7 separate regions of the Homo sapiens genome follow, and regions 1, 2, 3, 5, 6 and 7 are each linked to region 4. The links are chromatin loops, found by intact Hi-C in ENCODE. Cell type or tissue: CD4-positive, alpha-beta T cell. All regions are shown on one strand. Region 1 has its middle 71 kb from the start of CASZ1. Region 2 holds the start of UBE4B (ubiquitination factor E4B). Region 3 has its middle 44 kb from the start of SLC25A33. Region 4 holds the start of CENPS-CORT (CENPS-CORT readthrough). Region 5 overlaps LOC105376712 (a long non-coding RNA gene). Region 6 overlaps PEX14 (peroxisomal biogenesis factor 14). Region 7 overlaps CLSTN1 (calsyntenin 1).

The links. A loop is a pair of places that touch in the nucleus more often than their neighbours do. Peaks named below come from ENCODE experiments on the same cell type or tissue, not always from the same donor. Only the 100,000 strongest peaks of a DNase experiment are listed, where the experiment ranks them.
Region 1: it touches region 4 in a loop (7-fold over the local background); 15 of 110 quality-filtered maps call a loop at or near these places.
Region 2: a loop joins it to region 4, with 16 times the contacts of the local background. A loop is called at or near these places in 10 of 110 quality-filtered maps.
Region 3: a loop joins it to region 4, with 7 times the contacts of the local background. A loop is called at or near these places in 5 of 110 quality-filtered maps.
Region 5: it touches region 4 in a loop (3-fold over the local background); 20 of 110 quality-filtered maps call a loop at or near these places.
Region 6: it touches region 4 in a loop (12-fold over the local background); 79 of 110 quality-filtered maps call a loop at or near these places.
Region 7: it touches region 4 in a loop (12-fold over the local background); 5 of 110 quality-filtered maps call a loop at or near these places.

Annotation. Positions count from the first base shown.
Region 1 is chr1:10,865,227-10,869,226 of GRCh38, forward strand. No RefSeq gene overlaps it. Among named protein-coding and RNA genes, the nearest start is that of CASZ1, 71 kb to the left of the region's middle. RefSeq lists a silencer at 1,919-2,148 and an enhancer at 2,638-3,509. In CD4-positive, alpha-beta T cell, CTCF peaks have their summits at 2,064 (motif pointing left) and 2,265; a DNase peak (open chromatin) is centred at 2,055; H3K4me3 peaks cover 761 bases; H3K27me3 peaks cover 2,903 bases.
Region 2 is chr1:10,030,377-10,034,376 of GRCh38, forward strand. UBE4B (ubiquitination factor E4B) reads left to right here and starts at 2,582. Exons shown (of 28, transcript NM_001105562.3): 1 at 2,582-3,318. The coding sequence starts at 3,295. RefSeq lists silencers at 2,200-2,589, 2,620-2,839 and enhancers at 2,354-3,008, 3,400-3,449. In CD4-positive, alpha-beta T cell, a CTCF peak has its summit at 2,266 (motif pointing left); a DNase peak (open chromatin) is centred at 2,475; H3K4me3 peaks cover 1,208 bases; H3K27ac peaks cover 1,367 bases.
Region 3 is chr1:9,493,099-9,497,098 of GRCh38, forward strand. No RefSeq gene overlaps it. Among named protein-coding and RNA genes, the nearest start is that of SLC25A33, 44 kb to the right of the region's middle. In CD4-positive, alpha-beta T cell, CTCF peaks have their summits at 2,313 (motif pointing right) and 2,512; a DNase peak (open chromatin) is centred at 2,343; H3K4me3 peaks cover 397 bases.
Region 4 is chr1:10,428,830-10,432,829 of GRCh38, forward strand. It overlaps CENPS-CORT (CENPS-CORT readthrough), which reads left to right and starts at 1,604. Exons shown (of 4, transcript NM_199006.3): 1 at 1,604-1,739. The coding sequence starts at 1,689. It overlaps CENPS (centromere protein S), which reads left to right and starts at 1,604. Exons shown (of 5, transcript NM_199294.3): 1 at 1,604-1,739. The coding sequence starts at 1,689. RefSeq lists a silencer at 1,702-1,951 and an enhancer at 2,202-2,251. In CD4-positive, alpha-beta T cell, a CTCF peak has its summit at 1,551 (motif pointing right); DNase peaks (open chromatin) are centred at 1,182, 1,572, 1,862, 2,252 and 1 weaker place; H3K4me3 peaks cover 1,758 bases; H3K27ac peaks cover 896 bases.
Region 5 is chr1:9,624,682-9,628,681 of GRCh38, forward strand. It overlaps LOC105376712 (a long non-coding RNA gene), which reads right to left. Exons shown (of 2, transcript XR_946951.2): 2 at 3,766-4,000. It also overlaps a transcript of PIK3CD not described here. Among named protein-coding and RNA genes, the nearest start is that of PIK3CD, 25 kb to the right of the region's middle. RefSeq lists enhancers at 1,490-1,629, 2,817-3,281 and a silencer at 2,370-2,709. In CD4-positive, alpha-beta T cell, CTCF peaks have their summits at 2,439 (motif pointing right) and 2,640; DNase peaks (open chromatin) are centred at 1,650, 2,510 and 3,290; H3K4me3 peaks cover 2,404 bases; H3K27ac peaks cover 1,098 bases.
Region 6 is chr1:10,493,169-10,497,168 of GRCh38, forward strand. It overlaps PEX14 (peroxisomal biogenesis factor 14), which reads left to right. Exons shown (of 9, transcript NM_004565.3): 2 at 2,106-2,153. Among named protein-coding and RNA genes, the nearest start is that of PEX14, 20 kb to the left of the region's middle. RefSeq lists a silencer at 1,504-1,798 and an enhancer at 2,261-2,320. In CD4-positive, alpha-beta T cell, CTCF peaks have their summits at 1,759 and 1,961; DNase peaks (open chromatin) are centred at 1,663, 2,103 and 3,093; H3K4me3 peaks cover 1,681 bases; H3K27ac peaks cover 1,426 bases.
Region 7 is chr1:9,782,821-9,786,820 of GRCh38, forward strand. All of the region lies in intron 1 of CLSTN1 (calsyntenin 1), which reads right to left. Among named protein-coding and RNA genes, the nearest start is that of CLSTN1, 39 kb to the right of the region's middle. RefSeq lists an enhancer at 3,504-4,000. In CD4-positive, alpha-beta T cell, a CTCF peak has its summit at 1,934 (motif pointing right); a DNase peak (open chromatin) is centred at 1,911; H3K27ac peaks cover 15 bases.

The DNA.
Region 1 (4,000 bases), 440 kb after region 4:
TGGGAAAATGGACCATCGATTTTAGACTTGATCTGCATTTCGTATTTTAATAATGCTCTCTCTGTCTTTCCTTTTCTCTCTCTCCCTCTCTCCCTCTCTCTCTCTTTTGCAAAATATAAAAGCTGATCTGATAAATATTAATTTGAACCATCATAATGTATTTGAAAATTCCAGCTAAAATGTCACCACATGGAACATTAATGTAATATTTCAAGGCCCTGAGAGCAATACTCATATTGATTGCATTTATTTCACTCTAGGGAGGAGAGATAATTCTTCAATGTGGGACACATCTGGGAGCCAAGGAGGCAGAGGCTGAGGGGAGAAATGCGAAATTATATATGGTCATAAAAAATACAAAACAGAAAATCCTCCCCAAAACTCTCTCCTCACCCATGGTGCCCCGCACCCAAACTTGCCATTTTCATTTCCCAGAGTAGCCTGGGGCCCGCGGGAAAGGCAGAAGCCCAGGGCCCTCCGGGACCGCGGTTGCGGGATTGAGAGCGGAGCAGCCTCTCCCAGGGCCCCACTGTGTAAGCCTGCCTTGGCCAGGACAGACAGACAGACAGACAGACAGACAGACAGACAGACAGAGGGGCTGCCCACTGGAGCCTCCAGCTCGCTGGGTGAAAGTTTGTGAATGCCCAAGAGCTGTGAGGTCCTGGGAATGGGGAGAGAAGAAGGAAAGGAGGGGAGGGGAGAGAAGAGAGGAGAGGAGACAGCTGAGAGAAAAAGGAAAGAAAGAAAAGAAGAGGAAAGATACCAGGACCCAAGGGAGAGGAGGGGAGAGGAAAGGAGAGAGGCAAGCAGGAGTGAGGGAGAGAGAGGGGAGAGGAACGGAACAAGGAGAGAGAGAGTGAGAAGGAGAGAGGGGACATGAATCAGGAGAGAAGGAGGAAGGAAGAGTGAGCCGGGAGGGGAGAGGACAGGAGAGGCGGAGGCGGGGTGGGGGGCTCGGGCTGGGCCGTCTGGAGTCCCAGCTCCTCTCACTGTCATTAAGGATATTGATGTGCTCAGGCGTCAATGAGTCTTTGTACAAGTGAAAGGAAATCCGATGCTTGTGACCCTGAGCCCACGCCCTCCACCTGCCCCCCAACCTGCCCCCCCACCTGCCCCCCCACCAGCCCCGGCCCTGGAGCTGAGGGCTGGGAGGCCGAGGGACCAAGCCCCCCACCAGGGGCTGAGCTGCTCAGACTCCAGGATCCCAAGTTTCCCCAGCCCAGCGCCCCGTGCAGGAGTGGGGAGGGGGGGCACCTTGAACCTGACCCTTCTGATGTCCAGTGCCCAGGGCCCCAGAGCTTACTGGCTGCTGTAACCAGAAGAAGGCTGGGCAGGAACCCCATCTCAGGGCCTCAGCCCGCAGCAGGGTCTCCCCAAGACCCTCCTCCTTGCTTCTCAGGATGTGTGTAGGTTTTGGGGTGCTGACTTTTACAGCACCTTTAGAAGGCCAGGGGCCGGGCAGAGAGAAACTCCAGTGGCCCAGGGACTGGCCAAGGTCAGGCCCCTCTTTGCCAGTAGTGTCTCTGCACAAACGTCACCTCCCTGGCCATCCGAACAGCCCCAGCCGAGTTTTATTTTCTGCAGAGCGCTCGCCTGGAATTATCTTCCTTGTCTGTTTACATGCTTTGGATCGGCATCCCACCCCCGCAACCTTTGAATGTAAGTTTGAGAACGATGGGGCCGCGCCTACCTTGCTCCCCATCACATCCCCCGCCCCTCACGCTGAGCCAATGCTCCCTCTGCCCCAGCTGACTCGATGGAGGACGGACAGACGGACGCTGCAGCCTCCGCCCTCCGCTCGGCCAGCCCCCCGCCTGAGCCCGCTTCGAGGCCGGGTGACCCAGCCTCGCCCCCACCCCGGGACCCCTCCCAACCCCCGCCGCCCCCGCAGCCGCTCGAGGCTGCGCGCCCCCGCCTCCCCGGATCCGTCACTCGCGGAGCTGCCACAATATTGTGAAGGCTCCGCGCTCCCGCTCCGCGGCGCAGCCCGCAGCCCGCGCGGGGGCCGTGAGGGAGGCGCGGGCGGGCGGGCGCCGGCGATGAATAATGCATGACCAAGGCGCCCCCTACCGGCGGCCGCGGGCGGCGCGGGGACGGCCCCGCCGCGCCCGAACCCGGCCGGACCCAGGACCCGCACGTGTCCCTGCCCACCCGGGAGGGAGCTCCTGCCTCTATCCCCGCCTCAACCCCGACCCGGCCAGGCCCTCCTCCCCCACCCTCCACGTCAGGGGAGCAGCCTCCTACTCACGCCAAGACCGAGGAATGAGTTTGGGGAGGCGGGGGAGGCTGCACAGAGCCCAAGCCAGAGCCCCTTCTTGTGCTCCCGGGTTCGCGGTGCAGTGGGGACCAGGACCCCCCCATTCCGTCTCACCCTCACCCCAGGGCTTCTGGACCAGGACTTGCAGCCTCAGAGAAGGACAGGCTCGGAAGGACAGAGCAGAGAAGGAGATTTCATTCGTTTATAAAAATGAGTACAAACAATTTCATAAGAGTTTCCAAGTTTCTGCAGAATATTTACAACGTTGAGATATGAAGGCTTTTTTTTTTAAGTTCAAATGAAATACGGGAAAGCCCACTGTGTATAGATGGGTCTGTGTGGTTTTAGAATAAGGGTCCGGGAAGTGTCTTCCTGGGGTCTTCTTGGTGGGAGGATTGGATCTTCTTGGCTGCAGACGATCTGCTTGGGTGGTAGAGGACACGGTGGGGGGAGCGATGACCAAGAGCAGGCCCCCGCCGGGCTTGGAGTGTCCCCTAAGATGCCTGTGTTCTCTGGGGATCAGCCTGCACGCAGTCGCCTGTTCTTCAAGCCTGCCAGTCCTGCTAACAGGCAGGTAATGAGGAGAGCAGAGGCCTCTTTCAGGCAGCTGCTTTAGCTCCCAATCACGCAGGCCCCTGGGGAGCTGGGCCAGCCTCTCGGCCTCATGGCCTCTCCTCACTGAGAACAGATTCTAATGACACCCCCCTTCCATCCCCCGTGGTTCCTGCTGTGCCCTGACTCCCTGCCCAGCCTTAATAAGCCAGAAGGCAGAAACAACCATCACAGGGGCTGGGGACCCAGGGCCATTTGTTGAGCATCTGCTGAGATGCTGGCTCGTGTTGAGATCTCTCGTCCCAGCAACACTCCACACATTCAGATTGCAAGCCCCATATTACAGATGAGGAAAGCAAGGCCCAGAGAGGTGCGGCCATGGGCCAAAGATCACACAGCTGCTCAGAGATGAGCCAAGAGGCGTGGAGCTGGGCAGAGGAACTCCATCCCCCCACCCAGACGCTGCTTTGTGTCCCGGACCCCATGTCCAGGAGATCAGATTCAAACCTTGCGCTGGGCTACAAGCCCTCCCCATTGGAGCAGCAGTTGGTCTGCGTCACTAAAAATGAGTTGCAAACTCAATTGCCCTGGGCCTAGACTGGCAAGGCAAATGCATGAAGTGGGCCACACATGCAAACACGTGGTTCCCACAAGAGTTTCCCAAATCGTTTGGCTCTTAAGGAAACAACGGTTTAAGGTGATGATATCTGACAACCATTAGCAACCTTTGCCCTGGAATCTTGCTCCTTCAGGCGAGGCCTGGATTCCAGCCCCTATGTGCCTTTTGCTTGGCTCTGTTACCTTGACCAAGGAGTCTTACCTCTCTGTTCCTTCATCTGTAAACTGGAAATAAAAACTCTACCTGTGTCCCAGGGGGGTGCATGGGCCAGAAGAGAGGAGGGATGTGTAGAGTCCCGCAGGACGGCCCAAGATAATTCTGTCTGCTAAGATAATTCTTGTTAGTAAGTTGGGGGTCTCACCCCTCCTTTATTTGGGCGTGATCCCCAAAGAAAACGGTAAGAGAGAGGGGAGGCAAAATGCAGGAAGCCGTGTCACAGGCCAGTTCCTGTGTGGGTGGCCGGTCCTCAGCTCACCTGGGGACCCTGCAGAGCCTGCGGATCTCCGCTCCAGACTGTCCCAAGAGGTGTTGGGAGCGGGGAGGAGGTACTTATTTATCCACTAACTGTCATC
Region 2 (4,000 bases), 400 kb before region 4:
ACCTGGGAGGTGGAGGTTGCAGTGAGCTGAGATCGCGCCACTGCACTCCAGCCTGGTGACAGAGCAAGACTCCATCTCAAAAAAAAAAAAAAAAAAAAAAAAGAACAGAGAATATGAATGAATAGGTATTTGTCCAAAGAAGATAAACCTAAGCAGATGTTCAACATCATTAGCTCCTAGGAAAATGAAAAACAAAACCACAAAGAGATACCATTTCACATCTACTGGTGTGGCTACAATAAAAAAGACAGACAAAAACCATTGTTGGTAGAGATGTAGAGAAGTTAGAACCCTCACACATTGCTGGTGGCAGTGCAGCTGCTTTGGAAAACAGTTTGACAGTTTCTCAAAAAGTCAAACATGTAATCCTGCAATTCCTCTCCTAGGTATATGCCTAAAAGGAATAAAAATAAAAACATATGTCCAAACAAACACTTGTACATGAATGTTTATAGCAGCATTACTCATAATTGTCAAAAGGTGGAAACAACCCAAATATCACTATGAATTGATAAACAAAATGCGCTACAGCAATACAGTGATACATTTGGCATTAAAGAAATGAAGTACAGATATATGCTACAATATGCGTGAACCTTGAAAACATATGCTAAGTGAAGGAAGCCAAACCCCAAAGGCCACACGGTGTATTGCTCCACTGATGTGAAATGTCCAGAATAGGCAAATTCACCAAGACAGAAGGTAGTTATCCTGCAGGAGTCTTTTTTTTTTGTGACGGAGTCTCGCTCTGTTGCCCAGGCTGGAGTGCAGTGGCACGATCTCGGCTCCTTGCAACTTCTGCCTCCCGGGTTCAAGCAATTCTTTGCCTCAGACTCCCAAGTAGCTGGGATTACAGGTGCCCGCCACCACGCCCTTCTAATTTTTGTATTTTGTATTTCACCATCTTGGCCAGGCTGGTCTTAAACTCCGGACCTCTTGATCCACCCGCCTTGGCCTCCCAAAGGGCTGGGATTACAGGCGTGAGCCACTGCGCCCAGCCCGGGAGTGACTGTTAATGGCTTTGAGGGTTTCTTTTTGGGATGATGAAAATGTTCTGAAATTGGACAGTGAGGATGACTGAACTGTGAACATAATAAAACCACTGTACACCTTAATTGGGTGAATTGTATGGTATGTAAATTAGATGGCAATAATGAGGTTAAAAAAAGTAAACTTTTAACATCAATGTCACCAGGGGTTCAAGTTCTGGCTTACACAGAATTCCTTTCCTGGAGAGCAGATAATATGCAAAGCCAGCAGTGATTTATTTTTACTCACAAATTCCTTACATATTTTTACTCACAAATTCCTTACATATCTAGTAGTCAGGTTCCTATTTTAAGCATGTAGCAAATACATTGTAACTCTTAATTCTGGAATGCAGTCTTTATGGCTTAGTGAGCCATCCAATCCACTTATAGTCTTCGTCAGCGGCAAAATCTGGAATTTCATGGTACTGTTACTTTGATCGCTCAACTTAGATTTATATTTTATAAATATATATATACATACATATATATATATTTTTTGAGATGGAGTCGCGCTCTGTCGCCCAGGCTGGAGTGCAGTGGCGCGATCTCGGCTCACTGCAAGCTCCGCCTCCCGGGTTCACGCCATTCTCCTGCCTCAGCCTCCCGAGTAGCCGGGACTACAGGCGCCCGCCGCCACATCTGGCTGATTTTTTGTATTTTTTAGTAGAGACGGGGTTTCACCGTGTTAGCCAGGATGGTCTCGATCTCCTGACCTCGTGATCCGCCCGCCTCGGCCTCCCAAAGTGCTGGGATTACAGGCGTGAGCCACCGCGCCCGGCCAAATATTTGTATTCTTGTGCACCGGAGGATGGTTTTCCCCCACTGACTCCAAACGTCTTCCTTGCATTTGCTGTGTACAATTCAGTGATTTGGGTCTCTCATCCATTTATACTTTCAAATTTTACCAATACTTTTTGAACACACTTAAAAAAAAAAAAACCCAGGAAGTATCTCTAAAAGGCCAAGGTAAAATAAAATGAATGGGAGTTCTTGTGTTCGAGTTTTCTTCCAACTGGGCTTTCCTGGAGGAGGTGGAAGAGTGTGTGGCAGATGTTTCAGAAAATGAGCGCTCAATACGGTAGATCACGCTCCCGGGGTCAAGGAGACGTTTTCCGTTTTCTTTTCCCTCGCTTAGGCGGCGGGCGCGCACAGTCCAGTGGGAGCGATGAGGTGTTTCTAGGCCCCCAAGTCACAGAAAAGCAGGCGATTGGGAACAACGGAGGCGCGGCGGGCCCCCGGGCCGCGGGCCAGCGCCACCTTCTGGTGGATCTTCCCCGACGCGAGTCTGGGAGTCGTCCCTCCCCTTGCCAGCCTACCTGGCTCAGGCCCGCCGCGCCCGCAGCCCCAGCGCGGTCGCCGTGGCAACGCCCCGCCCAGCCGCCAGCCTCCCTTTGCCCCTCCCCACGTCCGGCGCGGCTGCGCGGGACGGGGTGGGACGGAGGCGGGGAGAGGACGCAGGCGAGAGGAACTCGGCGGCGCGGCGCCCGCGGCCTATTGGCTGCCACGTCCCGGCGCCAGAAGCCCCGCCTCCCTGACGGGGGTCACGTGATCCCTTTCAAAGATGGCCGCCCTGTTGTTTTGATGAATAATACTTGGTGGGGCGAGGGGGAAAGAGTAGGGGTGGAGGGGTAGGAGGATTTACTCTTCCAGCGAGAGCTACGCGCATCCCATCCTCCCCCTCCCCCCTACCCGGGCTCCGGCGTGGAGGCGGGGCGTGGCCGGCCTGCTTTGGGAGGGGAGGGGCTTCCCTTACAGTGCTGGGCTCTGCCAGGACGGCTGTGGGGTCGCCTTACCTCGGGGTATCCACTCTGCAGTCGACCAGTTCCCGCCAGGAGCAAAGGGTAGGAAGGAGAGCAGGATCTGCTGTAGGAACGCAGCTACCGCGCCACTATCACGAAGAAACAGCAGGCTCGGGGCACGAGACGAACTGGAGACCGCGCTGCCTAGCTGGGTAACCTGGGAAGCAGAGGGTAATAAGTGGCGCCTTAAGACAACCCTGTAGCAGCAGCAGTGGCGGCCAAAGGAGGCTGCTCAGGGAACAAGCGGCTGTAGTAGTCTGTGGGGCGACTGGAGTGACCGAAGCCAAGGCAGTTTAGTGCCTCTCGTGTTCTTATTTTTTAACCTCTGACTATGCAATTCTGAAACCTCCCCCATTCGGGGGACCAGACAGCCTGATAGACACCTTCCACTCTCCTTCCTCCCGCCGTGGTCTCGAGAACAGAAGGATCTCTCCTTAACGCCTTTCACCATTAAGAGGAAAGCGATGGAGGAGCTGAGCGCTGATGAGGTGAGGAGGTTGGGGGACACCTTGAGGGATTAGTTGGCAACTCGTTAGCGCTTTGGACAGGGATGGTATTGCGCCAGTGCTGTCTGGCCTTTGGGCTTGGAGAAGGAACGGAGATGATATTTTCCAAGAATAACGTGACTCCCCGATAGGGTCTCTGGTTTTGTTCTCCTTTATTCTGTTGCCTTCTTTCTTCATTCTGAACTCCATTTGCTTCTTTCCGAGTGTTCTTTTAGGGTATGAACAAGAGGAGAGAGCATCTTGAGGTGTTTATTCTTTTCTTCAGGGTATGCGAACAAGAAGGGCGAGATTTACATGAAGTTAAAGTGTGTGTGTGTCTGTGTCTTCAGGAATTTAAAGAACAATTTTGGATGGAATGAGAATGTATGGTGGGTGAATATTTTTAAAGAAAGCATTTGAAATTCCAGATATGTGTGGTTATTGCACTGTATAAGCTTGATTAAACATATATTTTTGCTTGAGGGGTGGTTTACAGACAGATTCTTTGATATTTAACAAAATATGTATCTTCTCCACAGTTTAGAGAATTCCAGTTATATTCTGGTACTTAATAGACCACTAATGACTTCTGGCATTCTTCTGTTACATTCTATCTTTTCCTACTTCTTGAATCTTTCAAACTTGTGTTTTGCTGTAGCAGAGACTGAACGGGAAGCAAGTGGAA
Region 3 (4,000 bases), 940 kb before region 4:
GCCAACACAGCCCTTTGAAATTTAGACAAACATGGCTCAAATGCCCTGATTTCACAGCCTGTGCAGGTCCAGACTAAAATCACAAACATATTTGGGAAGCCGAGGCGGGTGGATCACTTTAGGTCTGGAGTTCAAGACCAGCCTGGCCAACATAGTGAAATCCCATCTCTACTAAAAATACAAAATTTAGCCAGGCGTAGTGGCACGCACCTGTAATCCCAGCAACTCAGGAGGCTGAGGCAGGAGAATCGCTTGAACCTAGAAGGCGGAAGTTGCAGTGAGCTGAGATCACACCACTGCATTCCAGCCTGAGCGACAGAGCAAAACTCCATGTCAAAAAAAAAAAAAAATCACAAACACAGACACACAATTTCTTCCAGTTCTCAGTTCACTCCCATCATGGTTCCCAGGCTGCTCTTCCTGCTGTGGCTGTGGCCACCGCCCAGCTGCGGGTCAGCTCACCTTCACCTGTTGGCCAGTTGCCTCCAGAATCCAGTCACACTCAGTATGTCCTGGGATTCATGCCTTACTAACAAGGAAGACCTGGGGAGAAAGGAGGACTTCAGGGCTCCCTCAAAGGAGGACACAGGGGTGGCTATTAGCTGGCCTACGGCCAGGGGCCCATTTACATGAAAGATGTCATCAGCCATTGGAGAATAATACCAGAAAATAATACAAAAATATGTTATTGGGCAGGTGCGGCGGCTCACGCCTGTAATCCTAGCAGTTTGGGAGGCCGAGGTGGGCAGATCACTTGAGGTCAGGAGTTCAAGACCAGCCTGACCAACATGGTGAAATCCTGTCTGTACTAAAAATACAAAAATTAGCTGGAAATCACTTGAACCCGGGAGGCAGAGGTTGCAGTGAGCCAAGATCATGCCACTGCACAGAGCAAGACTCCATCAAAAAAAAAAAAAAGAAGTTATTAATAAATATCCTCGACCAGGTGAAGTGGCTCATGCCTGTAATCCCAACACTTTGGGAGGCCAAAGCAGGCACATCATGAGGTCAGCAGTTTGAGACCAGCCTGACCAACATGGTGAAACTCCATCTTTACTAAAAATACAAAAATTAGCCAGGTGTGGTGGTGGACGCCTTTAATGCCAGCTACTCAGAAGGCTGAGGCAGGAGAACCACTTGAACCTGGGAGGCGGAGGTTGCAGTGAGCCAAGATCGCACCACTGCATTCCAGCCTGGGCAACAGAGTGAGACGCCATCTTAATAAATAAATAAATACTTTATCCTCACAAATGGGTTTTTAAAAGTGAAATTCTAGAATTTTTCCCTAATGGCTCATCCATTATTTCACCTGTAGATTATTGCTTTCTCCTAATTTCTTCCTTCCTGAATTAAACTATAACCATCAACTTGAGAACTTAAAACACATACTTTGCTAATTTTTTGAAATTATTATTTGATAGCCAGGCGCGGTAGCTCACGCCTGTAATCCCAGCACTTTGGGAGGCCGACGCAGGCACATTGCCTGAGCTCAGGAGTTTGAGACCAGCCTGGGCAACATGGCAAAACCCCGTCTCTACTAAAAATACAAAAATTAGCCGGGTGTGGTGGCTCATGCCTGTAATCTCAAGTACTGGGGAGGCTGAGGCACCAGAATCGCTTGAATCCGGGAGGCAGAGGTTGCAATGAGCTGAGATCACGCCACTGCACGCCAGCTTGGGCAACAAAGTACGACTTTTTCTAAATAAAAATAAAAATTCTTATTTGGAGTTGCTGGGAGAGAAGGAGGCGGCCGGTAAACCCTGGCACCCTCTCCTTTTAGCATCACCTCTGCGTGTCTTAACACTCAGCCTCCCTCAAAAACCAGGTGGCAGAGCCCTTCCCTGGTCTTCTCGCTCATAGAGGGAGGGTCCTGGGAGGGGGCCTCTCTGCATTCCCCACCCTGGCAGCTCTGGTTTAGTGAGTGGATGGGCTACCCTGGGCTGCTGTGGGCATTCCGGGGGGAGGAGGTTTGCCTCTCTCCGCCGCTTGGGGTGTGTCCTGGGAGAGCCGGAGGGGCAGAGCGGGGAGGGGAGGGGCTTGGTCTTCGTCCTGGGTAAGGTTGGTAGTGGCTGGGTAAAGGGCTTTAGGCTACCATCTTCCAGAGGGGCCACCAAGGGTCCCCCAATCTGGTCCTGGGGATGGTGGCTCAGGACCCTCGAGAAAGCAGGCGGGGAGAAAACTCAGCGTGGCTACCATTGGGGACCTTGATTAGTAGGTCATACCGCAGTGCCCACCGCAAGGGTGGCCACTGCGGACGCGAGGGCAGCCCCGCCTCAAGTAGCGCCCCAGAGCGGCCACTCCTCGTGCGGCCACCAGGGGGCGCAGCAGCGCCGGCAGGAAGCGCGGGAAAGCGGCCGCGATGGCCTCGGAAGAGGATGCGCCCCGCGCCGCCCGCCCTGCGCCATGCACTGTTACCCCTCGGTCCTCACCCGCACTGCGGGTGCGGGGTGGCAACTACCCCAGCTGGATAGTGAGGGTGCCGGGACGCAAGCCCGGGGCAGGCTCTCAACTGCCCCCGCCCTTGCTTCTCAGTCGCCCTGCACACAGCCTCCCCCGAAACCAAAATCCCCCAGGAGAGTGTGGTACCTCCATTACAGTCGACACGTCATTGTCACTAAAGTCAGAGCTGACACCGGAGCTCACTCCTGGTAGTGTTCATTCTACGGGCTTTGACAAATGTGAAATGCATTATGGCGTGCATCTACTATTGTAGCGGCATAAGAATAGTTAGACTGCCCGAAAAATCCCGTGTTCTTTGCCTGTTCACCCCTCCCTACCACCCCCAACCCCTGGCCACCACTGAACTATTTACTGTCTCCACAGTGTCGTCTTTTGCAGAATGTCACATAGCTGGAATCATGCAGCATGTAGGCTCTTCAGACTGGCCTCTTTCACTAGTGATACGCACTCAAGCTTCCTTCTGTCTTTTCTTGACTTGCTAGCTCATTTCTTTTCAGCACTAAGTAATATTCCACTGTCTGAAGTTCCACCGTTTTGGGGATCTTTGTGTTTTTTGTTTGTTTGTGAAACAGAGTCTCACTCCGTCACCCCGGCTGGAGTTCAGTGGCACAATCATGGCTTACTGCAACCTTGAACTCCTGGGCTGAAGCAATCCTCCTGCCTCAGCCACCCAAGTAGCTGGGACCACAGGCACACACCATCATGCCTGGCTAATTTAAAAAAAAAAAAATTTATAGAGATGATGTCGGCCCAGGCGCAGTGGCTCATGCCTGTAATCCCAGAACTTTGGGATGCCAAGGCGGGTGAATCACTTGATGTCAGGAGTTCAAGACCAGCCTGACCAACATAGTGAAACCCTGTCTCTACTAAATACAAAAAATTAGCTGGGTGTGGTGGCGCATGCCTGTAATCCCAGCTACTCAGGAGGCTGAAGCAGGAGAATTGCTTGAACCTGGGAGGCGGAGGTTGCAGTGAGCCGAGATTGCACCATTGCCCTCCAGCCTAGGCAACAAGAGCAAAAAATCCATCTCAAAAAAAGAGAGAGAGAGAGAGAGAGATGATGTCTCATTATGTTGCCCAGGCTGATCGCAAACTCCTGAGCTCAAGCGATCCTCCTGCCTCGGCCTCCTGAAGTGCTAGGATTATAGGAGTGAGCCACCGTGCCCAGCCCCAGCATGATATTTGTGGAAGGGAAAGGTGATCAAGATGACTGTGAACTAAACTGTGACATAGGGCTGGAGAGCTGATATACCCATCAGCCCAGACCGCCAAGGGGCATTGCCGGCCTTACCAGCTGGATGCAAACTGCTTCTGCTGGGCCTTATGGACAGGTATAAAGAGAAAGGCATTGGTCAGATCAACAGCTGCATGCAGTAGCAGGGACCAGAGATGTGTGAATTTTGGAGTCGCCACTTGGTTAAGTTTACAATAATCCACTATCAGTTTCCAAAGTCCATCTGTCTTCTGCACAGGCCAAATCGGAGAGTTGAATGGGGATGTGGTGGGGGTCACCACCCCCGCCTCCTCCAAGTCCTTGATG
Region 4 (4,000 bases):
CTCTGTATTGCACACATGTCACTGGAATACTGTTCTTTAATCCTGGGAAGCAACTGCTTTAAAATGAGGGAACACACAGGTACAAAGCACAGGAACTTCCTGGGACGAATTGTTACAATTTCTTTAGCTCTTATGTGAGGCAATTGTTTAAAACCTGACACCTGCCCTGTGAAGTTGGAACTACTGTCCCCAGTTGATAAATAAGGGACATGAAGCTTGGCCACGTCCTGTGACTTGCTTGGGGTCACCAGGCTCAAGGGAGGGAGCTGGGCTTTGCAGCCACAGTGTGCTCTAAATGGGGCTGCTCACCAACCAGCGACCGGCCTTCTCTCCTGCTGCAGGCTTGGTCTCACTCTGGATGGCCTGCCCTGCCCAGCCCCATGCTGCCCATTAGGGGAATCCGTCAGAGGCTTGCCCTGCTTGGGCAGGAGGACTGTCCAGGTAGACTGGGATGCCCACAGAGAGCAGTGGACAGAGGCGAGAAGTGCCTGTCATTTCCAGATGCCACCCACTGAGCAGATGCAGAGGAAAGTCCTCAGAAGGCTGATTCCTCCAAAAAGCTTTGATCTGGGTTTCAGCCCCTGGCAAGCTTAGGGAACTTGAGGGACGTCCCTGGGAAAGGAAGACAAGGAGTGGCTTTATGTGCTTTCCTTCGTTCTGAAAGTAGCACCTGCTTGTGACAAATGCAGAATACAGAAATATAGGCAATAAAAAATAATAAAACAAAAACCTAGAAATACAGGCAGGGCATGGTGGCTCACACCTGTAATTCCAGCACTTTGGGAGGCTGAGGTGGGATGATTGTTTGAAGCCAGGAGTTTGATACCAGCCTGGGCAACATAGTGAGACCTGGTCTCTACAAAAAATAAAAATTAGCCAGGTGCGCTGATGCAGGCTTGTGGTCCCAGCTACTTGGGAGGCTGAAGTGGGAGGATCACCTGAGCCCAGGAGGTGGAGGTTACAGTGAGTCTTGGTGGTGCCACTGCACTCCAGCCTGGGCGGCAGAGTGAGACCCTGCCTCTCAAAAAACTACAATAAAAACAAACCAAAATTGGGTTTGATGGTCTCACTTCATCGTTAACATAAAGGAAAAACAGTAACACTTGTGTCAGAACTATACTCCTGCCAATGGCAACAACGCAGTTCCTGTTCCACTCGCTGAATGAGGTCACGGGTCGTTCACTCATTGTAGTCTTTGTGACGCTATTGTTGGTGATAGAATGATAAAGTTGATGGTCGATTTTGCAAGATACACCTGAGGTACAGGTGCATGGAGCTCCTGATAATGTGTACTGCGTTACATGATCTGTAAATCGTGGGCTACGCATCCTCTACACCCGACTGGAACACGCTTTGCACCTATGCGCACACGTGTTTCGCGGAGAGTGGTGCTCAGCGTTGTGCCAGGCGCTGAATCAGGCTCTGGGGTGCAGCAGTGACCTCGGTGGTCATGTCCCCGCGTCGCCCGGCCACCTCCGCAGAGCAAGCTGAGCAGGGGGCTGGCTGGAGGCCGACGGCGGAATCCCCTCAACGGAGCGCCGCCAGGGGGCGCGCGAGGCAGGGCGGAGCTGCGTACTTTGTCCGCCCGCGCGGCCCGTCGCTCGCGCCGCGGCGGGAAAATCCGACCTGGCCGCGCACCACCGCCCCTTCTCGGCCCTCCTGCGTTTGCCCAGGGTCGGCCCGCAGTGATGGAGGAGGAGGCGGAGACCGAGGAGCAGCAGCGATTCTCTTACCAACAGGTACAGGAAAACGGGGGTCGGGCTGGGCTGGGGCAGGACGGCGTCGAGTTTCTGGACAGAAAAGTACCCGGCAGCCCCCGGCGGCTTCTCATCGGCACCCCGCCCCCGGGCGCCCCCCGCGGCTGCGCATGCGTTGGCTTAACTGCCGCGGGTGGTGCTGGGAGGCGGTTTCCGCGGCAACGCGGCTGGACCCTGGCCTGCGCTGGCTGGGGAGGAAGCGGTTCTAGGGGAGCGTGCGGGCGCCGGGGTCCGGCGGCGAGAGGCCACCTTCTGGCCTTGCGATGAATCCTCGGTTTCCCCTTCTCAGATGGGGTTTTCGTGAGGGTACAACGTCGGCATTAGACATTCCAGGTGACGCCCGTACGCGGTGGGCGGTTCGGGCCGGAGCTCTGGAACGCTGGCCCTGGAGGCGTCGACCCCTCGTTACTGATGCAGGGACGCGGTGCGGACCAGTCAGGCCCAGAGCTCGTCCTTAGATGTGGGTTCGAATCTCTGCCCCGCCAACTTGTGATCGTATCGACTCGGCCCAGACGCAATTTTCTTCTCTGCAAAATCGTCATAAGAATAATCACTTGTCAGGGTAGCTGCGGGCATCCCATTCGTTCCTTTCATCAGCGCCGGGCATATGGGGCGTCAGAGGCTGAGAACGTTGCCGTGAAGAGGCTTAAAAGCAAGACCCGGAGTGGCGACCTTAAAGAGGACGGACTGAAGAAACGCGGGAATGAGCTCCAGACGCGGGAGTTTCCTCTCTACAAAGTTACACTGCAGCAGCTGTCTACCCTGCCCCTTGTCTTTTGAGAAGTTCAAACCTTCAGAAAAGTTGCAAGAACACGGTACAGAATGCCCAGATGCCCGTCACCTTGATTCACCACTAGTTAGCATTTTGCTCTGTTTGCTCCCATGCTTCCCTCCCAGCCCCGCGATTGGAGAATTAATTGCAGATATTTTGACACTTCGCCTTTACATTTTAATTCTTTAGTACACATCTCCCAAAAACAAGGCATTGGCTGGGCGCGGTGGCTCACGCCTGTAATTCCAGCACTTTGGGAGGCCGAGGTGGGCAGATCACTTGAGGTCAGGAGTTCGAGACCAGACTGGCCAACATGGAAACCCCCTCTCAACTAAAAGTACAAAAATTAGCCGAGTGTGGTGGCAGGTGCCTGTAATCCCAGCTACTCGGGACGTTGAGGCAGGGGAATCGCTTGAACCCGGGAGGCGGAGGTTGCAGTGAGCCGAGATCGCACCATTGCACTCCAGCCTGGGTGACAGAGCGAGACTCCATCTCAGAAAAAAAAAAAAAAAAGGCATTCTCCTACTACATCATTTCAATAAATTGTCCCACTCAGGAAGTGGGACAATTAATTTTGATAAAACTCTATTGAATGTGCATTGTCAAGTGCCCCCACTTGTCCTAAAGATGTTTCTTTTAACTGTCTTTTTTCCTTCATCCAGGATTCAGTTAAGGATGGTGCATTGCATTTAGTCATCTTTGGTCCTGCCTACCCTGTTTTTTTTTGGTTGGTTTTTGTTTTTTTTGAAACGTAGTTTCACTCTTGTTGTCCAGGCTGGAGTGCAGTGGCTCCATCTCGCCTCACTGCAACCTCCACCTCCCAGGTTCAGGAGATTCTCCTGCCTCAGCCTCCTGAGCAGCTGGGATTACAGGCCCCTGCCACCACGCCCAGCTAATTTTGTATGTTTAGTAGAGACAGTTTCACCATGTTGGCCAGGCTGGTTTTGAACTCCTGACCTCAAGTGATCTGCCCGCCTTGGCCTCCTAAAATGCTGAGATTACAGGTGTGAACCACTGTGCCCGGCCTGTTCTTAGTCCCTAGAACAGAGCCTGGCTCTCAATAGACCAACAAATGCTTACTGATGAAGCTGCAAAGATGGGCTGAGAAATTTGCCCCTCAGCTGTGATTAGCTTGTAGACGATTTCCCCCCATTCATGTAACCAACTGTTCTAGGCACTTGGTAGGCAGCAGTGAACAAAATTGACAGGGTCCTGCCCTTGAGGAGTTTAGTGATTTAGCCTCTAAGTGCAGTGATACCCCAGCCCAGCCAGGGGGAGGGGAGGAGGAGGAGGAGGAAGATCTGAGAAAAATTCCTGGAGCCAAGAGCATTCAGAAGAATTCATGTCCTGTACCCTGACCCCCACCCATACCTAAAAAAGATGACCTTGAGCCGGGCAGGGTGTTGTGGGCCTGTAGTCCCAGCTACTCAAGAGGCTGAGGCAGGAGGTTCACTTGAGCCCAGGAGTTCGA
Region 5 (4,000 bases), 800 kb before region 4:
TCTGTCGCCCAGGCTGGGGTGCAATGGCGCCATCTGGGCTCACTGCAAGCTCCGCCTCCCAGGTTCACGACATTCTCCTGCCTCAGCCTCCTGAGTAGGAGTAGGTGCCTGGGACTACAGGCACCCGCCACCATGCCCCGCTAATTTTTTTTTTTTTTTTTTTTTTTGTATTTTTAGTAGAGACGAGGTTTCACCTTGTTAGCCAGGATGGTCTCAATCTCCTGACCTCGTGATCCACCCGCCTCGGCCTCCCAAAGTGCTGGGATTACAGGCGTGAGCCACCGCGCCAGGCTGGAGATACCTTTCTTTAGGGTATATGTCTTCATTGTATTTTGTTTTTTTTGTTTGTTTGTTGGGTTTTGTTTTGTTTTTTTTTGAGAGTTTGAGATTTTTCTCTTTTTATTTATTTTAGAGACAGGGTCTTACTCTGTTGCCCAGGCTGAAGTGCAATGGCACAATCAGCTCACTGCCTCAAACTCCTGGGCTCAAGCAATCCTCCTGCCTCAGCCTCCTAAGTAGCTAGGACCACAGGTGTGCACCACCACACCCAGATAGTTTTTAAAATCTTTTGTAGAGACAGGGTCTTGCTATGTTGCCCAGACTGGTCTCAAACTCTTGGCCTCAAGCGATCCTCCCACCTAAGCCTTCCAAAGCGCAGGGATTACAGGCCTGAGCCAGTGTGCCAGGCCACAAACTTTTTTTTCTTTTTTTTTTTTTTTTTTTTTTTTGAGATGGAGTTTCGCTCTGTCACCCAGGCTGGAGTGTGGTGGTATGATCTTGGCTCACTGAAACCTCCGCCTTCTGGGTTCAAGCGATTCTCCTGCCTCAGCCTCCCAAGAAGCTGGGATTACAGGCATGCGCCCCCACACCCGGCTAATTTTTGCATTTTTAGTAGAGACAGGGTTTCACCATGTTGGCCAGGCTGGTCTCAAACTCCTGATCTCGGGCAGTCTGCCCACCTTTGCCTCCCAAAGTGCTGGGATGACAGGCATGAGCCACCACGCCCGGCAGATTTTTCAAGATATAATATCAAGTTGAGGGACAGCTCTCCCTCTTTGCCTTTCATTTCTTTCCTTCCCTTCCTTGGAAATTCAGTCCAAAAGGCACTGGGGGAGTTACAAGCCATGGAGCGGCCCCCCTGGGTGGCCAGGTGTGCCCATCAGACCTCCAGCCAGGTGAGGGTGGAAGTCACCCAGGAGGGCGACCTGCTGGGAGGTATCAGAGCCTGGCAGGGGTGGAGAGGAGGGAGTCCTCTCAGGGAGTCAGAGTGGAGTGAGAAAGGCAATTGGTGGGGTGTGGGAGCCCGAGTGGGGTGAGGCGGCACCTGGGACATGGCACTGGTGACCAAGGGCCCTACCCCACTTTACTCTTCTCCCTAGCACTTACCACTGTGCAAGATGTTAGGAATGTACTTGTTTGTTTCTGTATCATCAGCCGCGCCCACCCACCCACTAGAAGATCCTCCAGGGCAGGGACTTGGTCACTGCTGTATCCTCAGGGCATACTGGTGGCATTTGATAAAGTGCAGAATGAATGGGTGTAACTTGTAGCCCCTATCCCTTGACCATCTCAGACAGCAAGACTTGGCAACACCTGCATGAGGCTGCGGGCAAGAGAGAGAAGTGAACCCTGTTGGGGATTTCTGCTTTGACCACAGAGGAGAGAGGGGATAAGCTTTCGCTGAAGCAGAAAGGAAGAGTGAGCCAGGGGCAGATCCGGGTGGCCAGGGAGTCGGGTTGGGGCAGATTCCGTTTGCAGGGGCCTGCAAGTGCCTGGGTGGGGACGCCCCCAAGGCTGCTGGAGAGGGGGTCCGGGGCACAGGGTCGCAGAGCTGGGCAGGGAGGAAGGGAGGGTGAGCTCCAGGCTGAGCTGCCAGTACCAAGGCTGCGGCAAGCAGCTCTAGAACAATCTGCCACTTGCAATGCAGGAATTAAGAAAGGAGGCCAGGCGCGGTGGCTCACGCCTGTAATCTCAGCACTTTGGGAGGACGAGGCGTGGGCGGATCACCTGAGGTCAGGAGTTCAAGACCAGCCTGGCCAACATGGTGAAACCCCGTCTCTGCTAAAAATACAATTAGCTGGGTGTGGTGGCGCACGCCTGTAATCCCAGCTACTCAGGAGGCTGAGGCAGGAGGATCTCTTGAACCCAGGAGGTGGACGTTGCAGTGAGCCGAGATCGCAGCATTGCACTCCAGCCTGGGCGACGGAGAGAGACTCCGTCTCAAAAAAAAAAAAAAAAAGAAATGGGAGGTTTGGAGGGACACAAAACACAGTTTCAACAAAATGAGCTTTGCTGACTCAGTACCTGCCCCAGGACCCCAGCAGCGCCAGGGTTTACGCTCATTTCTCCATCCCTGGAGGAAGCGGGCAGGAGAGAAAGTGAATTCCGCTTTCCCAGTCCCGAGAGTGCGGCGGAAACCACGCGGCGCCGCCGGGCGGGCAGCAGGGGGAGCCGCTGAGCCAGGGGCTGAGGGTTGCAGGCGGCTGTGGCCTTGGCCAGGCATCACCACCAGGTGGCGCCGCGCGCTTCCCTGGCGCCCAACCCGGAGGCCGCGAGGTCGGGGAGCGGATGCCCGGGGGAGACGCCGGCTGGGCGACCTAAGGCTCCGGGCACCCGGGCTCCGTGGCGGCCTCTTTGCCTCCTGCAGGGGTGGCGGCAGCACAGAGGTGTGCACCTCCACAGCTGGCTTCACACCCGCGGAGATGGAAACCCGTGCACGAGGCTGAGAGCACGAGCATCCAACAGGCTGGGGTTTGAATCCCTGCGCAGCTGCCTGCACGAAGGCGTGGGCCTCGCCTCTCTCCACCTCAGACTTCGCGCCCGTCAGTGGGAGCATGACGCTGATCTCACAGGGCGGCTGTAAGGATTAAATTAGGTGACAGTGGTGATGATGATGATGATAACATGTGTACTGAGTTCTCATCCAGGTCTGGCATGGTTCTGGGCACTTTACAGATATTAACTTATGATTCTAGTTCCCTGTGATGTTGGGGTGGCTGAGGACCAGGGGCTGAGTCTCCTGCACAAAGGGAAGGGCGGCCAGGCCTCCCTTATCGCGGCCACCTTCCCTGCTGGCCCCGGGTGCTGTTGGTGCTGAGGGATGACTGCTGCCCAAAGGCAGTAGAGAGAGGAGGGGCCTTCGATGCTAAAGGCCAGGGGGCCTCTTGTTTCTAGTTCCGCAGCCCCGCAGCCCACGGCTACAGGGAACAGAGGCCGCGGGTGGCAGAGCCCCACTGTTGATCTGAGAACAATGGAGGAACCATGGAGGCAGATGGCACCTCCCGCAGGAGCCAGGGGGTTGAGGCTGCAGTGAGCTGAGATCGCGTCACTGCGATCCAGCCTGGGCGACAGAGCGAGACGCCTGTAGTCCCAGCACTTTGGGAGGCTGAGGCCAGTGGATCACCTGAGGTCACCAGTTTGAGACCAGCCTGGCCAACATGGTGAAACCCTGTCTCTACGAAAATACAAAAATTAGCTGGGCGTGGTGGCGCATTCCTGTAACCCCAGCTACTCGGGAGGTTGAGGCAGGAAAATCGCTTGAATCTGGGAGGCGGAGGTTGCAGTGAGCCAAGATTGTGCCACTGCGCTCCAGCCTGGGTGACAGAGTGAGACTCCATCTCAAAAAGAAAGAAAGAAAAATACTCTTAGCGCAGAAACATCCAGTCTCACAAAGCCCAAAGATGCCATTCTAGAATATACTAGAAGGATAGCTCAAACACTCACATTTTATGGGGGTTCACTCTGTGTCAGGCACGATTATAAGCATTTTTACATATATGAATTATTTATTTCCAACAGCAATTCTAAAAGTTGAGCACCGGCCTCCGCTGTGGTCTAAGCAACGCCAGAGCCTTCTGGGAAAGGCGCCCCTGCCGTGGAGGGAGGATGGGCCAGTGGTGGGTGAGTGGAGGCCACAGCTCAGCTCTGAGGTTTCAGCCTCAGTGACCGGGCAGACTGCCTTCTTTGCCTTCCTCACACGGAGGTGGCCCAGAGTTGGTGG
Region 6 (4,000 bases), 64 kb after region 4:
CGCTGAGGTTTTTCTGTCTTCTAAGAGCAAGGAGAAGCCCTTAAATTTGTTGTGTTTACTGGGGTGAGTGGGTGGACAAGGGATGGGACGAGCAGATTCTCCTTTGGAAATGATAGTCTGTTTGCATCCCAGAATATGAATTGGAAGAGCGCCAGCACTGATGAGAAAGCTGACGCAGTGGTCCAGGCAGGGGATTTTGGTAGCTTGGACTGAAGTGATGGCAGTAGAGATGGAGAAAAACGGATGGATTGTTTCCATGGACTTTTTAATTTTTTTTGAGACAGGGTCTGGCTCTGTCACCTGGGCTGGAGTGCAGTGGTGTGATCATGGTGTACTGCAGCCTTGAATTTACAGGCTCAAGGGATCCTTCTGCCCCAGCTTCCCAAATAGCTGGGAGTACAAGCGCACACCACCACACCTGGCCCATTTTTATATTTTTTGTAGAGACGAGGATTTGCCATGTTGCCCAGGCTGGTTTCAAACTCCTGGGCTCAAGCAATCCATCCTCCTGGGCCTCCCAAAGTGCTGGCATTTACACCACTCTTCCATGGATATTGAGGAAGGAGTATGGCAGACTTGATGTAATGAGTTAGCTCTGGGAGCGAGGGAGAAAGAGCTGTCTCAAGATGGCCTTTTGGATTCTAGTTTACATCATTTGGTGAAGTTTGTCCCATTCATGCCAAGAGGGAATGCTGGAAGAAGACATATGTGTCAGAGAGGACTGTGAGTCTGCTCCAGGGCAGCTTAACTCCAAGAAGAGGCAGGAAGGCAGTCGGATGTGTATCTCAGAGGGGTGTGGGCTGGAGCTCTAAAGGTTTGAAGTTACCAATGCCTGGAGCTTTGGGAGGACAGGAGGCAGGGAGGCAGGGGAAGCTTGCTCACATTCCCTGAGACGGACCCTCACTTTCTAGATCGTTTCCTGCTGGCTGACCTCTTGTCCTGGGGTGGTGAGGCTCTTGGGACAGGACTTCGGATGGAGGGATAGAGGCCTTCACCCAGCAGAGTGCTTGCCACTGTGCTGTGTGCCAGCTAATGTGGTAGTAGCTGGGCATGAGGAATTTTTGGGAACCCTCTGCAGACCGGGCCTCTGTCCTTTTCCAAGGCGGCCTGGCACTTCCATCTGATCTGTAATAGCCGGGAGAATGGAGGCTGCAGGCTGTCTCCTGGGACACACAGATTTTGCTGCACTTGTCTGGATATTAACTGTAGATAGATGGCAATTGGCCTGACCATCAGTCACAGTAAACTAATCATAGCTCACTTAGCAGCATACCTGCTTACTTTATTCTTTTGGAGATTTGTAAATTTCTTCAGAATCTGTCTCTACCTCTGCCTCTCCCTTTCTCTAAATTTTGGCCAGATCAGTCAAGGGTCGAAGGCGCCTGTGAGGGTGAGGTAGTGGCCCCAAGGAAGAGGAAACGGGCTAGAGCCAGGGCCTCGGCCACAGTGCTGCCTGCTCGCCTGGAGGTTGGTCTGCTTATATGCCAGCCTGTCACTAGCTTATTTCCAAGAAGGATTTAAGCCTGGGGCTTTCTTTACTATTGTGGGGTGGTGTCCTTAGTGGCAGGTGATGAATAGGAACCTGTGTAGTTTACTGGCTTCTGGGCTCCAGAAACTAGATGCCCAGAGAAAATCCTGAGCGTGGGCAGCTGGGGCCCCCTGGTGGTGGAATCTGGTTCTCCACTGCTGCGCGACTTTTCTTCCCAGTCCCCTGACGTTGGGGAGGTGGCAGAAAGAGGAGGTGTTGTGCTCTCTCTTCAGGCCTTTTCTCTGGACTCTACTCTTCCCGTGGATTTTGGGATGGTCCCCAGCCCTTGCTGCTCAGTAGGTGATCGTGGGCCTTCCTGAGCAGAACCAAGCCTTGTTCTTGGAGTGGTGTGACAAGTGAACCCAGAAACAGTCTTCATCTTCCCTGGTGAATTCAGACTCTTTGGGCTACTTTTTACAGGTAGTCCACTGCAAAATACTCTTGTGTCGTGAAAAACCAGTGAGAGATGTGAGAAAGAGGTGCCAGCGTGCATCGTTTGAGAACGGAACATCTTTGGTTTTTTGATGTCCATTGGGTGGCACTGTGATCTTATTTTTGTTTCCATTTTTCTCTGCAGCCAAGCTCTACTCCAGGAAGTGAAAATGTGCTGCCTCGAGAGCCGCTGGTAAGTACCCAAGATATGTGGTATCACTTTCTAGTAATTAAAATGCCACGCGAGTGAAAAGAAACCTTCTGTTCCTATGGTTCTGCGTCAGTAGTGTCCCTTTAAAAGTAGCTGTTACCTAGAGACTGCCTCTGTCAGTGACCTCTGACTTCTCTTCTCGCGTGTGGGGACGAGTGAGATCTCTCCTTAGTAAAGGCTGGTCCTTTCTAGGACTAAAAGCATCCACCCCAGATGGTCCTGCACCACTTTGTTTGTGGCTGATCAATAGTAATTAGTGAGATTCCTGCGCCCGTGGGAGGCTGAGGTGGAGTGAGGTGGCTGGGCTTCTAGATTGTTTGAAGTAGCCGCCCTCTGCTCTGCCCCTCAGGGTGCGAGCGCCTCAGTGGTCTTTAAAGAACAGGTAAGCGATGGAATTCTGGTTTTGCCTGGTCAGTAATTGTGTGATTGTCATTCCCAACGCTGTCTTCTTAGACTATGGATAGGGAAGAGGCCTATTAAGCACTGCAGGTAATTTTCTCTCCCAAGTGCTTTTCATTTGGTGGCCAGAGTCCCAGGCTGCCCACCCCATTTTCATTCTTTTTTGCTTTTCAGGGCCTGCTGTAAGTCCTCTTGGCTGGGTAGTAAGACTGGCTCTGTATAAACCAGATAAGTTTGATGGGAGAGCCAGCTCTAGGTTTAACTTTTCAGAGCTTTTTCTTCCTGCGTAGCGATAGCAGGCGTAGGGCTGTACTGCCAAGGCTTTGTTTCAGCAGGGCCTGTGGTTTCACCTGTTCTGCTTCACTCCCCTTCTGGCAGTCGCGGGAGGAGATGACGTGAGGGACTTAGCGGGTATGAACACGTCTGAATTCCAGTGTGTACGAAGGCTTTCCCAGGCTGAGGGCGAGTTGGATCCAGTTGAGCTGTCTGTAGAAAGGCCGAGGTGATACAAGCACTGCTGGGACTGTTTCAGGGGAGCAGTGTTGTCATTCATGTCACCTGCTGTTACGTCACCAGTTACGGGCTTATATCCCAGCACTCCCACGGTGGCCTCGTTTCACTCTTTTGGTATTGCCCAGTTCCTTCCTTGAGGTCATGGTGGTGGGAAAGCCCAGGAGGCCCCACCTTGCTAGTCTCTCCGGACGTCTGCCTGCTTCCCTGGGGCCTGCCTCAGTGCCCCTCAGGCCGAAGTTGTGGTTGTTTTAGACTGAAGTGCAGATTGAACACCATAGGCCGCTGCAGTCCTTTCCTTCCTCTCTCTTTTCAAATTTTGATGTACCCATTTAACTGGTCATCGGAGGAGTGGCCAGTCCATCTTTTGGGGCTTGATTCGACAAGCTCTTTGGGAGCCCTGAGCAGTTGGCCAGCTCACTGATTTCTGGTATTTGGAGCCCTGCAGACCCCTTGCTCTGCTAGTGTTTCTGTGCCCTGCTCTTCCTGCTGTACTGTGCATCTGCTTGTTGGTTGGTTGTATTTTTATTTCTTTCTTTTCTGGGAGGCCCTGAGCAGTCTTCAAACCCTAGTAGCCTGTGATCGTCCAGAGTTCAGACTCATTCTCTCCAGGCCAACTCCACAATTACCTTATATTTAATTAATATTTTTTCTCCTCTTTACGTACTTGCTGCATAATTGCTCAGAGGAAAGAAAACACATAGCGGCAATTTATATATATATATAAAATAATAATTAAAAAAACCCCCGAAATAAACTCCCATCTCATTTGGGCTGATCCTATGAGTTGGGTAATTAGGGCCCTATTAAAAGGTAGACCCTTTCTCCTTCCCCCACTTTTTTGTTTATTAAATTTTTTATATTAAACTCCCACAGTCTCTCAGTCATGCCCTTATTGCTTTTGGCCAAGCATTTGCAGC
Region 7 (4,000 bases), 650 kb before region 4:
ACATGGTAAAACCCCGCCTCTATTGAAAATACAAAAATTAGCCGGGCGTGGTGGCACACGCCTATAATCCCAGCTACCCAGGAGGCTGAGGTAGGAGAATAGCTGGAACCTGGGAGGCGGAGGCTGCAGTAAGCTGAGATCGCGCCATCGCACTCCAGCCTGGGTGACAGAGCGAGACTCCATCTCAAAAAGAAAAAGAGAGAGAGAGGCTGGACCCATGCCTAAGTCTCACAAGTAACGGGGATTTCAGCAGGTTGGTTGCAGAGCCCAGACGCCAACCACAGGTCCCAGGGTGGCCCTGATATCAGTCAACCCAGTACACGAACAGTTCCTTTCCGGTTTATTCACTCATATGGATGGTTCCCCACTTACAGTGGCTCAACTTAGGATTTTTAGACTTTACAAAGATGGGTTTATCAGAAGATAAACCTGATTGTAAGTAAAGAAGACTTTGTAACTAGAAATCCACGGTTTCCAGCCAGGCGCAGTGGCTCACACCCATAATCCCAACACTTTGGGAGGCCCAGGTAGGAGGATTGCTTGAGCCTAGAAGTTCGACACCAGCCTGGGTGACAAGGTGTGATCCCGTCTCTACAAAAAAATGTTTTAAAAAATTAGGCTGGACACAGTGGCTCACGCCTGTAATCCCAACACTTCGGGAGGCCAAGGCGGGTGGATCACCTGAGGTCAGGAGTTCGAGACCAGCTTGGCCAATGTGGTGAAACCCTGTTTCTACTAAAAACACAAAAATTAGGCCAGGCACAGTGTCTCGCGCCTGTAATTCCAGCACTTTGGGAGGCCGAGGCAGGTGGATCACCTGAGGTCAGGAGTTCGAGACCAGCCTGGCCAACATGGTGAAACCCCGTCTCCACTAAAAAAATACAAAAATTGGCCGGGCACAGTGGCTCACGCCTGTAATACCAGCACTTTGGGAGGCCAAGGTGAGCAGATGGCCTGAGGTCAGGAGTTCGAGACCAGCCTGGCAAACATGGTGAAACCCTGTCTCTACTAAAAATACAAAAATTAACCAGGCGTGGTGGCGGGTGCCTGTAATCCCAGCTACTTGGGAGGCTGAGACAGGAGAATTGCTTGAACCTGGGAGGCAGAGGTTGCAGGGAGCTGAGACCACACTATTGCACTCCAGCCTGGGCAACAAGAGTGAAACTCCATCTCAAAAAATAATAATAATAATAATACAAAAATTAGCTAGGCGTGGTGGCAGATGCCTGTAATCCCAGATACTTGGGAGGCTGGGGCAGGAGAATTGCCTGAACCAGGGTGACGGAGGTTGCAATGAGCCAAGATTGCGCCACTGCACTCCAGCCTGGGCGACAGGAGCGAAACTCTATCTCAAAAAAAAAAAAAAAAAAAAATTAACCAAGCGTGGTGGCATGCACCTGTAACCCCAGCTACTCGGAAGGTTGAGGCAGGGGAATCTCTTGAACCTGGGGGGCAGACGTTGCAGTGAGCAGAGATTGTGTCACTTGCACTCCGGCCTGGGTGACAAAGCGAGATTCCCTCTTGAATAAAAAAAAAAAGTTAGCTGGCATGGTGGCACATGCCTGTACTCCCAGCTACTCGGGAGGCTGAGACAGGAGGAATGTTTCAGCCCAAGAGTTACAGGCTGCCGTGAGCCAAGATCTCACCACTGCAGTCCAGCCTCAGGGAGAACAAGACTATCTCTAAAGAAAAAAGAAACCCACTGTTTCAAACAAGAGTGTGATGTGTGCCTCTTATCATGACACGTAGGTTGGTCATGTCTGCCCTTAAAAAACAACAGCTAAATATTGCAAGAGACTGTTGGCGTCTCACCTATAAATCCTAGATGATGTTACAGGTTTCATTTGCAGATTCAACTTTTAAACCTTGGTCTATCATAAGAACCTGCAATTAAGGAACACTGCCAGCAGGTGGTGACAGGTGCCCTTGCATGCTCCAAGTTCTCAGGCTTTGATTTTAAAATCCTGCTAGTTAATTTCCAAAGGCGAGCTAGTAGGCCCTTGTTAAAGATGACATGGGTAGAAAAGTATCTTAAACTCTAAGTTTAAAATCTCCAGCTGATTCTTTTTTTCCTCAAAAAAGCATTTGGAACAGGTAAAATATTCACAGTTTTAAAATCAAAATATAAAAAGGCATTATCTCTGGGTCTCTAAGTATTGTCCCTAGTCATAAATTCTTTTTTTTTTTTTTTTTGAGAGTCTTGCTCTGTCACCCAGGCTGAAGTGAAATAAAACTACAATGTGTGCCACCACTCCCAGCTAATTTTTGTTATTTTTAGAGGAGAGGGGTTTTCACCATGTTGGCCAGGGTGGTCTTGAACTCTTGACCTCAGGTGATCCACCGTGCCTGGCTAATTTTTGTATTTTTAGCGGAGACAGGGTTTCACCATGTTGGCCAGTCTGGTCTCAAACTCCTGGCCTCAAGTGATCCGCCTGCCTCAGTCTCCCAAAGTGCTGGGATTACAGGCGTGACCCACTGCACCCAGCTGTAAAACAGATTTTTTAATTACTCTTATTTTTTTTTTTCCAAAGACTGAACACTGCCAAAGAATCTCTGTATGCACAGGTTTAAGGATTTCTTCATCAGAATCCCAAACAAACTAAATTTTAAAGGGCTGATTGAAACACCAAATACATAGCTTAGACATTATTTAGATCAGGGTTTCTCAACAGCTGGACACTCTGGGCCAGACAATGTTTAGCTGTGGGGCTGTCCCGTGCATTGTGGGACGTTCAGCAGCATCCCGGCCTCAAAACCACTGGATGTCCGCGGCCTCCCCACCAAGATGTGCCAACCAGAAGTGTCTCCAGACATTCCCCAAGATCCCCTGGGGGCAATCCTCCTCCCTCCTCCCTTGAGAACCACTGACTGACATCCACCCCGTTAAGGAAAACCAATGATGTCTACATGAAAATCACTTGTACACTTTAAAAGAGCCACTTTAATAATTTGTGCATTACATTGATGTGAATTTCTTTTTTTTTTTTTTTCCGAGTCAGGGTCTCACTCTGTCTCAGAGGTGTGGGACACCCCACCCAGCTTGAAGTTAATTTTTAAAATAAAAACACATTAAGGCCGGGCACGGTAGGTCATGCCTGTAATCCCAGCAATTTGGGAGGTTGAGGTGGGTGGATCGCTTGAGTTCAGGAGTTCGACACCAGCCTGGGCAAAATGATAAAACCCTGTCTCTACAAAAAATAGGAAAAAATTAGCCAGGCATGGTGGTACACTTGGGAGCTACTTGGGACCTCCCAGCTACTCGGGAGGCTGAGGCATGAGAATCGCTTGAGCCTGGGAGGTGGAGGTTGCAGTGAGCTGAGATCACACCACTGCACTCCAGACTGGGTGACAGAGCGAGACCTGCCTCAAACAAACAAAAAACACACACATTAAGTGTCAAATAAATTCTTAAGCTAACAGAACAATTGAGTTTTTTAATAGTACAGTGAAACTTTCCCTGCATTTATTCACTTTTCCCAGGACAAGCATCATACCACCACATACTGTTACACACAATGCAGCTGTTCTACGAAAGGTGAGGCTGGGCGCGGTGGCTCATGCCTGTAATCCCAGCACTTTGGGAGGCCGAGGCAGGCTGATCACCTGAAGTCAGGAGTTCGAAACCAGCCTGGCCAACATGGCGAAACCCCGTCTCTACTAAAAACACTAAAAATTAGCCAGGTGTGGTGGTGGGCACCTGTAATCCCAGCTACTCAGGAGACTGAGGCAGGAGAATTGCTTGGACCCGGGAGGTGGAGGTTGCAGTGAGCTGAGATTGTGCTATTGCACTCCACTGCAGCCTGGCTGACAAGAGTGAGACTCCGTCTCAAAAAAAAAAAAAAAAAAAAAAAAACAAAGGTGAGAGCTGTTTGCAAGCTCTGCACATCTGGATCCACTCTCTTGCTCACAGGCTGGGACACCTGCCTGTCCGCCACCAGGCGGTCTATGGCTGGGCATGGGCTCACCACTACCCAGCTCACAGGGCCTGAGAGCTACATCG